Linked DNA regions of Homo sapiens: region 2 is linked to region 1. A link is a contact called in ENCODE Hi-C data. All regions are on one chromosome and are shown on one strand. Each heading gives the region's core, a stretch centred on a gene start or an enhancer-like site at or near the end of the contact. The rest is flanking DNA. Distances are from core to core; before and after follow the strand shown. Region 1 holds the start of SFSWAP (splicing factor SWAP). Region 2 holds the start of ZNF10 (zinc finger protein 10).

Region 1 (5,247 bases), core at 1,045-3,544:
CTGAACTTTATACCCTCAAGGAAATAACATACATGAAGACACTTCCATGTTTCTCTTGCATGGACCAAACAGTAGTTTGGCCAAATAAGTAATGGGAGCACTTTCTGCTATGCTTTTAACATAAAGGATTCAATGAGGATGCTGTCAACGTGTAACTGTCAGATAATAAATGAATGAGTTAGTGAACTTTACTTAAAACACTCAGGTTTAGGGTTTCAAAAACAAATGTAGAGAAACAAACAAAAGTCTGCTTATTTTTTTAATGCTGACTTTTGTAATGGGAACCAAAAATATTAATGTAGACCAAAAAAGACATTTACAGGAAAAAGGCCCAAAATTCCAAGGTAGTCAAGTTACTGCATTTCATTAAATTTCAAAATTAATTGGATTTTGATGTAAACCTCCTTAACTTACAAATGTAGATTATTATTAAAAATATTATACATGTACATGTGCGGCGTTTGCTCCCCACCAGTTTTGGAAGACCTAACTCAAATCATGTACAGAATGATAGGAAAACTGTACAAAGAGCTCAGACTTCATTGCTTACCAAACTTTAATGATAAATAACACAAGTGACACTTTGGAAAAGCAAGCCTGACAACTCAGGCGACACATTCAATATAAACCATGGTGTGAAGGCACAGCACGCTTGAGCACAGCACGGAGCCATCAGATCCAGACATGATCTGATTCCGCGGCCCTCCCTTCACCAGTTCTCGTTTTCGAGCTCTAATTCCAAAAGGAAACGTCAGGGATGGAAAAAGGCCTATTTGGTCATTAATGTGTCCATTCTGGCCAGCTCAGAGGTCATCCCTACAGTCATGCTCCAGGGCTATGAAGAATCCAGTTTTAATGGTCTCAAACGATGGGCTTTCTTCACGTGGAGAGACTATTCCACAGTTTAATGGTTGGTCATGGTTAGCTTTTCAGTCCGGGCCCCAGAAGTAGCCGAACAGGCAAAAAAGAAAAAAAACCACCCCACAACAACCCCAAAACCCAGAGACGAGGGGAAGGGGGATTGAAAAAATGGGAAGAAAGAGGGGAGCAAACCACCTACATCATGTAATGTTATCCTTTTCAAATCAAACGCCTTTAGAAATCCCTAATCCCAGGCCCCCACTGCCCATAATCGCTAGACACCCTCGAGTGACGACCTAAAGCAGGTTTGATTTGAAAAGAAACAACACATCTATATCCCAGCTCCACCCTTCAGTCTTAAGAGACAGTGAAACCAGCCCTAAGAACACTATCTCTTCCAAGAGCAAGGCCAGGGTCCGCACGAAGTCAAGTGGCCACCAACTGACGGGCAACTTTGCTCACTACCTCAATCTGTCAAACTCGTCGGATTATCACCGGGAAATCAAACGTCATGCCGGCAAAGTACGGGCGCTCCACTGAGGGCTCTGGGGGCATAACAGGTTAAGGCTAACTCACAGGTCCAAGAGACACTTCTAGCCACTGTCTCAGTGAGCGGCGGTTCGGAAGAATAAAGGCACGCCTCCCAGGGTACCCTCCCAGTACACCGAGCAGTGAGAGCGCGGCAAGTAGAAAAGCAGCGCACGACCCCATGGCATCGCCGGGCGGCAGGCCCAGGTGCACTCAGGAAAAGACCCTGGGCACTGGCTGCTTTCACCGCGCGGAATCGCCAACTGCAGCCCAGCGACAGGGTGAGGGGTCGAGAGGGGCTGCGGGACCAGAGACGATCCCTCCGGAGACGGACGCGGCACGCAATTCCAGCCAGTGCCTTAGGGCAGGTTTCACCGTCCCCCTCCCCACCAGAACACCAGGAGGAGGTGGGGACAGGGGAGGGGGTGTCCCCCAGATCCCCGCTGGCTCCAGAAAACTCTCTGCAGTCCTTGCAGTCAAGTCAACATCAGACGAGATCAAGCGGGTGAGGGAAGGGAAGGATCGACGGGTGGGGAGAGGAACCGACCTGTCGATGAGGATCTTGTGGTCCCCCATCCAGGGGATGAGGTGCTGTCCCTGTTCCTGAGCCAGGGCCCGCTCGTCGTCCCGGAACAGCTTGCAGGCATAGCCGAAAACCAAGAGCTCCACTCGGCTGCCCCCACCGCCGGCACCGCCTGGCCCGGCCTCCTCCTTCGCGCCGCTTTTCCTCTCGGGTTTGGCGCGGCCCCCGCTCGCGCCGTACATGACAGCGTCCCCGGCGTCCAGGCTGGTCCTCTTCTGTGCCGCGCGACGTCCCTGATACCTCCACTTGGCCTACCCCTTCAGTCAAAGACCCCGCATCCCGTACCCAACCTCAACACCGCCGCCATAGCGGGCCACAAAATGGTGGAGGGGCAGCTTCCGGCAGGAGAGCCCGCATTTCCGGCGAGCGGACCGGCAGATTCGCCTAGGCTTGGAGCTCTTTTAGCCGCTAGGAAATATTTTGGCTTTAATTTTCGCATTCAGGTGTGCCGCCACAATAGGCGCTGCTGTATTCAGTGGAAAGTGCAATTTTAATGTCCGTTTTATCGGGCAGCCGTCAGGACGTGGCGAAAGCGCAGCGTGGGATCGCGCGCCGGCTTCCGCTGCGGCCAGTCGGGCGGCGACGGAGTCGGAGGGAGGGGCCCGGCGCGCTCTGGGCCTTGGGCGAGTCCTCGTGGGTGGCGGGTTGCTGCAGCCTGCCACATGTGTGGAGGCCTCGGGTCCACCCCGAGCCTCCGCGCCCCTCACCATGTCCGAGTCGCTGGGGCCGTGCGTGCTCTGCCCAGGGTGGCGATGTCCTTTTCCTTGGCCCCGTTTCCTTCTCCATCCCTAGGGGGACTTGGTCCCCGACCCGCCCACCTTTGAAGGTTTCCGAGGCAGCAGAGGCCCCTGCGCTGCAAATCACTCGCGGGTGGCGAGATTTCGGAAACCTGAGACCCTTGTCGCCGGGAGATGGTCTGGCGGGGCAGGGAGACCCCAGTCTGGAGACTGGCCACCTGGATACGGTGCAATTTTGCTTGGTGTGTTTCCTCCTGGGCCGCAGTTTTCCCATCGGTGGTTCCATTAGGATCTTTCGGTCCCTTTTAGCTCAGTAATTTCAGGTCAGACAAAGGGCCTGGAGTGCAAAATCTTAGGCTTTGGGATGGGATGGGATATCCCCATGTTTGCCCTTGAGTGGAAAACGATGACAGATCGTCTCCTTTCTGGGCCTCAGATCCCCTCTCCATAAAAATGGAATCTTTCTACCAGTGATGTTGAAATGAGATAATGTATATGAACCTTTAACTGATTTTTGGAAATTAAGAAACAGGCAGTTCCCACCAAACGTCTTTTGTTGTGGTTTCCCCTGACTGGGTCATGCTTCTGTCTTCATTTGCCAGGCTCCTTACCCAAGTTTAACTCAGTCATCCATTTCTCCACCTGGCCTTATGTGTCTACGTTGTCTGGAGTTTCCCCTCACTGGTGGCTAACTTGTGCCTTCCGATTTGTCTGTGTACCTCTCATCACCACCTTAGGTTACATCCTGTGTTCAGCATCCCACCAGAATTAGCTTTAAGAGATCAGGGACATTGTTGGGGTCACCTTAGCATCCTCAGCACCTAGAATGGTGCTTAGCACACTGTGGGCCAAATACTGGTTAATACCTGTAGAATGAGCCGGGCCAGCAGCTGAGCATGCGTGGCCAGGCCATCATCTTCCTATCTAACTCTACAAGACTGCTCTGCCACTGCTGAGGAAGATGTATGTGTCATGGTTACTTGATAAAAACACTGTTGTTTGCCCCCAGGCATTTACTAGTTTGTTTCGGTGCTGGGCTCCCTTCAAGCTTTCCCTTGGGTTCAGGTGTGGGGTGCTAAAGCAAATAAGGAGGCCATTAGCTTGAGATCAACTCTGTAACACCAGCTCCTATGCAAGCAAACCAAAACCCAATCAAGTAATTTTTCTGCTTCCGTGTTGGGTCTATAAAAGCTTGCTGCTCATGCTGCTGAGTGGAACTCTCTGAACCTCTTCTGCTTCTGCATGCTGCCTGATTCATGAATTGTTTTCTTGCTCGAATAAACTCGAATTTGTTTTGTGTAAAGTTTCTCTTTTAACAGTTCTGGTGTCAGAAATGGGATCTGAAGGCCCCCCTATTCCCTCAATGATGACCTCTGGGAACAGTGACTAAACAGATGCAGGTGCTTCATTGTGCAGGACAGTTCTCTGTATAGCCTTGGGCCTACCCACTTCTCCCTCCTTTTCCTTTGTAGTTTTCAAGAGTAACTGCATAACGAGCTGGGATGCAACATCCTGAGATAGGGAGGGACTGGCTGAAGTAGCCCAGGCTCTGTTCCAGTTCTCCCCTAGAAATAGAAGGTCCTTCAACACTTTAGCCCAGTGATTCATGTGACATGTGGTATGTAATCTGGGTGGGCTGCTCTTCGGGATCTCTTATCTGTGGTGTAAGTGAGGAATACGCAGTAGAGATTTCATCCACCTGGGCAACTTTCTGAGCTTTGGGGGGATTGGCTCACAGTGAGTCCTAGTCTTCGTCTCCTACCACCTGTCTATAGGTAATAAATGCACTACATGTAAATTGTTGCTTATGAGAATTCAGAACAGGTTGGTAACCAGTGCCCGTGGGCCTGCTTCACACACTGAGCCATTTGTGCTCAGGGCTTCTCACTGCACATTTGGAGGCCGCCACTTGTAGGCCCTGCTTGGATACAAACTCTACAACTTGTGTCAAATTCTTAAAGTTTATTTGAGCATTTTTGATCTGAGCTGGGTCCAGAAGTTACAACAGAAACTGGGACTGGATCCAGTACAAGGCCTATGGGAGCAGGACTGAGTCCAGTAGGAGGCTTATGGTAGGAAAGGGTATGAGAATACAGGGAATGATGCCTTCATTTGGATCCAAGGAGTCTGAAACTCCTCCACCTGGAACTCCAGCCAATTTCATGTATAAGAACCTATGAACCCAGAGTCTGCACTTTTCCAGAGAAATGGGTGAACCTACCAAAGGTAATCTAAGAGTTAACAGTGGTCAAAGTGAGGAAGTTTTAACCTAGATAAAATTGTTCACTTGCAAGACATTAGAAAAGAAAGGATATTTGCAGGACTAGGTCTGAAAGGAATAAAATAAAATATTAAGAAAGGACAAAAAACACCTCAGAAACAAAAGGATGTATTTTGATTGACATGCAGAGGCTTCTAAAAGGTTAAATGAACCAAAAATTGCCTTTCTAAATGACTTCTTACAAAAAGCAAATGAAAAACTTAAGCAGCTAATTTATGAGAAAAAAAATTGTATTTTGATGTATTGAACTCACTGTA
Region 2 (5,149 bases), core at 781-3,280, 1.4 Mb before region 1:
GCCAGAAGAATTAAAAGCCCTGGCTGACATGAGACATGCTAGAAAGAGTACTGCTGATGAAAGTAAAAGAGTCTCTTGTAGGCACAACAGAGATATTAACAATAAGAAATTTCTTTTTCCTTAAAATACTTTTTTTTTGAGACGGAGTTTCGCTCTTGTTGCTCTTGTTAATTTAAGATGTGTATCTCAAATCTCTGCCCTTGTGACTGGCATATGTTAATTAGCTGGGCATGGTGGCTGGCGCCTGTAATCCCAGCTACTAGGGAGGTTGAGGCAGGAGAATTGCTTGAACCCAGGAGGCAGAGGTTGCAGTGAGCCAAGATCGAGCCATTGCACTCCAGCATGGGCAACAAGAACAAAACTCTATCTCAAAAAAAAAAAAAAAAATTCTCAGATTTTCTTGACAATTGAATATAATCTATAAACAGAACTGTTTTTATTCTTACTCATCCTTTATTCTTCTAGTAAGAATTGCCTAGTAAGGTTTTGAAGTTTTTCTCATATAGTTCACATATATTTCTAGCTAAAATTATTTTCTTCCTATTGTGAAGACTTTTTAAAAATAAAAGTATGTGCTAACTTGTTGAGGACGGCAATCAATCTATTAGCTTATATATTTCCTTTTCAGTCACTTTACTACAAATTATTGATAGTAATTGAATCTCTTCTCATTTTGGGGACTTAATTAGTTAATTAATTAACAAGGATAATTTTGTAATCTCTTTTCCAGAAGGTAAGCCTCATATCTACTTAAATATTGTCCTAAGTAGAATTTCCAGACAGTGCTTATATAAAATACTGATAAGCAGAAATTCTCATTTAATTTATGATGTGTATCTCAAATCTCTGCCCTTGTGACTAGCATATACTAAGAGCTAAAGAAATGCATGCTGAGAGAAGTAATCAAAAAACAAATGTAACTTTCAAAAAGAGGCAGGAGCGTGTGCAACTTACCATCCAAGAGGCTTTGGAAGATGGGGGACAATTTTAGTAAAACAGAAGAGATTAGTTATGTCACAAGAGAAAAGTTAGTGTGGAGGTAATTTTCAAAAGGGTAGGGAGGATTTGTGCTATCCAGTTCTCGGAGACCTAACTGCAGTCATTTCTAACCTAATAACACTTGTTGGCTGGCATTCTGGGTGACATCCTGCCTTCCCTTTTACTTTTTTTTTTTTAATTAACAGTATCTTTCTGCAATTAATGTATAGCTGGAATTGAAATTGTTCACCTTCTGCATACACTTTGGGTGGGATCTACGTACGAAATCTTGATGTTAACCTTATCTTTGACACTCATATTATGTGTTAGATGGCGTATATATATCTAGTGTCAAGGGAAAATAAAAATATAGTAATTAAACTTATGATCTGTCTCTGAAAATAAAAAAAATAGATTAACCACACAAACACGCCTTCAGTTAATCTATCTGATTAAAAAACAAAACAAAGATGAGGAAGCTAAGAGCTAGAGATGCAGGATTTGTTTTTAAAAGACCACACACGAATCGGCGTCACTATTTCAACAAATACTAGAAAGGCCATATGCAAAATTTTAAACATCTATCCCAGCTGGGGGGAAAAATGGAAGTTAGACTAGAAGAAACCTTATTTTGTATTACTGAAAATATCTGGTTCAAACTTACCACCACCGCCGCCCACTCTGCGTCAATCTCCAGGTGCAGCCGTTATTCTCCACAGAACAAGAACGTCCGCCGTGAACGCCGGGGCCGCGCGAGGGACAGAAAGTGACTGAGGCAAGGGGTGACGATCACCGTTAAATTTTTTCATTGACGAAATTACCGTCTACCTAGAAATACGAAGCTAATACACTGCTACATTACTAAAGGGCTCAACACGCGCCTGATGACGATGCAAACACAAAATTCAGCACTTTCGTATATACCTGCAATAAGCAACTAGAAGGTTCGATGGGAGAAAGCGATCCCGTCACAAAGGCAGCAGCAACAGCAAAACAGAGAACGCGACTCCATTCACCAGCGGAGCGCGAAGAGCGGCGTCAGAGGTGAGTCTGAGGCCGGCTCGGCACGGCGGCGCCACCTCCCCGTGGCCTGACGTCACGCACGCGCACGCGCCCCGCCCCCATTGGTCCTACGCCCGCCCCTGCTGCGAACGCACGCACACGCACCCACAACACACACCGTTACGCACGCGCCCCAGCCTGGCGTTCAGGCCACGCTCCGCCCCCAGCCCGTCAGCCGCGCGCCCCGGGACCCTAGAGCCGGCGATTCGTCGCCGGCGCCGCAGCCGCCACTCTGTGCCGGACCCTGCGGGCCTTCGGCCCAGAGCGCGTCCGTGACGCACAGACCAGGCCCCTCTGCGGGGCGGCGCAGGAGCTCCTGGGAAACGTAGTTCGGCCTCGCGTCCCCCTCGGGCGGGACCGCGGACGCCTGGAGGCAGGCACTGAGGACGGGTGAGCATGCGGGCCTGTGGCTCGTTCACCCGGGACAAGTCCCTCGTGGGATCAGCCTGGCCCGCTGAGTTCTCCTGCGTGCAGGGATCGCCTCACGGGAGTCTGAGCAGCAGGGAGCCTGCCCGGGAGGCGGCGGTGGGAGAGGCCCTTGAGGGAGGAGGGGCTACTTACCGGGTGCGAGTGGAGCGCGGGGAGCGAGTGGGGACCAGGGGCGCGCGGGGCGGAGGGGTCCCGGGCTGGCTGCGGGTGCCACGCAGGGAGCGCTGGGGGGCCGGGGATGCGCGTTTGCCTCCTTCTCTAAGCAACACGGGAGGGCTAAAGGGTGCACGCCTCTGTCCAGCAGCCTCTCTTGAATCTCTAAACCTAGTAATGAGTTGAATCACAGCCATCGTTTTTTTCACCTATTGCCTTATACTGTGGTTGAATGCGATATGGTTTTATTTCTTTAATACTCTGGTGTATTCAATTGGCTGTTTCCCTTTGACTTCACCTATGCTCACAAGATTGTGTTTTAATCTTTTTGTGTACTATCCTTGCCCGTTATACTAACAAGATTTTACAAGCTTCATGAATAATTTGGACAGCACAGTCTCTCTTCTATTCTGTAAAACAGGTCACCACCCCTCACCGCCCCCCGCCCGCCTCCAAAAGTTTGGTGCTATTTGGTCTTAAAATATTTAGTACGCATTTAACTTCTGACTCAATTTTTTTTTTTTTTTTTTTTGAGACAGAGTTTCGCTCTTTGTTGCCCAGGCTGGAGTGCAATGGCGCCATCTTGGCTCACAGCAACCTCCGCCTCCCGGGTTCAAGTGATTCTTCTGCCTCAGTCTTGTGAGTTGCCGGGATTACAGACATGAGCCACCACGCCCAGCTAATTCTGTATTTTTAGTGGAGATGGGGTTTCTCCATGTTGGTCAGGCTGGTCTGGAACTCCCGACCTCAGGTGATCAGCCTGCCTCGGCCTCCCAAAGCGCTGAGATTACAAGCGTGAGCCACCGCACCCGGCCCTGACTCAATTTTTTAAAAAGTCTCATTGATTAGGTTTTTTAGTTCGTATTCTGTTTTAGATACCTTTCCTAGATAATTGTTTTTAATCTAATTTTTCAAATTTATTGGCATAAAATTGCCCATGCTATTTTATCACTGTAAGTAATTTCTATGGTGATTTTTAAAATCACCACTTTTTAATATTTTACTGCTGTAATTGTTATTTTTTTCTTTTTTGAACCTAATTATCTAGGCCTTTTTTTCTTGATTACTCCTATAAGGTATATGTGTACATAGTCTTTTCAAAAATGTAGATTTGGTTTTGGTTTTTTTGTTGTTTTGTTTTGGTCTTTTTTGGGGAGGGGGGTCCTATTACAGTAAGTTTTGCTCTTAATTTTTAAATTTTTCTTTTACTTTGTCTCTGTTTTTCTACTTTTTTTTTTTTTTCGAGACAGAGTTTCACTCTGTCTCCAGGCTGGAGTGCAGTGGCGTGATCTCGGCTCACTGTAGCCTCTACCACCCGGATTCAAGCGATTCTCCTGCCTCAGGCCCCACCACGCCCGGCTAATCCAGCTAATTTTTGTTTTTGTTTGTTTGTTTGTTTTTGAGACAGAGTCTCTCTCTCTCGCCCAGGCGGGAATGCAATGGCAGGATCTCTGCTCACTGCAACTTCCACATCCCGGGTTCAAGCCATTCTCCTGCCTCAGCCTCTGGAATAGCTGGGATCACAGGCGCACACTGCCATGCCCGGTTAATTTTTTGTATTTTTTAGTAGAGACGGGGTTTCACGGTGTTGCCCAGGCTGGTCTCGAACTCTTCAGCTCAGGCAATCCGCCCGCCTTGGCCTCCCAAAGTGCTAGGATTACAGGCGTGAGCCACCGTGCCTGGCCATCTGCTTCTTGATTTGACTGGGTAATTAATTTACTACTCTTTATTTGTGCTCCAAGAAATGTGTGTGTACATTTTTAAGAGCTGAATATGTTAAAAGACTCATAATAAAAACAGGAAACACCTTAACCCCATCTCTTCCCAGTGGCAACCACTTGGAAATATTTAAGCAGTTCTGGCTTCGAACTCCTCTCAGTATTTTTTTATTCACCGATTTGTGACATTATTTTAAAATTTTTATCATGTTAAATAAGAACTTTGGCTGCCTTCTTTCTACATCCTTAAATCACAATGTAATTATTTTACAAATATTATAATGTAGTTCTCCCACAAATTTTGGATAAATATGTTCAGTGTTTTCATTTGATGACTACTCTTTAGTACTGAGCCATAATATGTTTCTTTCTTGTGCAAGGTTTACCTTTCTTGTTTTTAATGACTGCCTTTTTTATTCATTTGCTTAGTTTTTCTTAAATCTATGTAAAATGTCTTTTGGTTCCATTTTCCTCAAGGGCTAATCTGTCATACAGTCTTATCACTTTTCTCCTTTCCTGGACATCCCCCTGCAATGTAGATTGATCAGTTACTCTGTAGGCATGCAGCACGCTGGCATACCACTGGGCTTCCCTTTTGCCCTCATCAATTTCCTCATCTCACCTCTGTGTTAAATCTCCTGTTTCCTGTAAAGCACTTCTATTCCTGTTTGGTGGATTGTAATCTTAACTGCCTTGAAGAAAGGGTCCATATGATCTACATATATTAAAGTTGTAGAAATGATTAGAAATTACTTTTTCCTCACATTTGTGTGGTGTTTTCACCGAGTATACACATCTCAATAGGAAAT

Evidence for each region. A loop is a pair of places that touch in the nucleus more often than their neighbours do. Pooled maps may share reads with other maps.
Region 2: a pooled map shows a loop between it and region 1 (30-fold over the local background). The contact joins the promoter of ZNF10 here to the promoter of SFSWAP in region 1. A Hi-C loop is called at or near these places in 2 of 50 pooled maps.

Annotation. Positions count from the first base shown.
Region 1 is chr12:131,708,137-131,713,383 of GRCh38, reverse strand. It overlaps SFSWAP (splicing factor SWAP), which reads right to left and starts at 2,294. Exons shown (of 18, transcript NM_004592.4): 1 at 1,937-2,294. The coding sequence starts at 2,154. RefSeq lists enhancers at 2,060-2,129, 2,220-2,509, 2,650-2,739.
Region 2 is chr12:133,127,508-133,132,656 of GRCh38, reverse strand. ZNF10 (zinc finger protein 10) reads right to left here and starts at 2,030. Exons shown (of 5, transcript NM_015394.5): 1 at 1,903-2,030. ZNF891 (zinc finger protein 891) reads left to right here and starts at 2,383. Exons shown (of 2, transcript NM_001277291.2): 1 at 2,383-2,430. RefSeq lists enhancers at 396-565, 1,648-1,927 and silencers at 1,978-2,217, 2,588-2,767.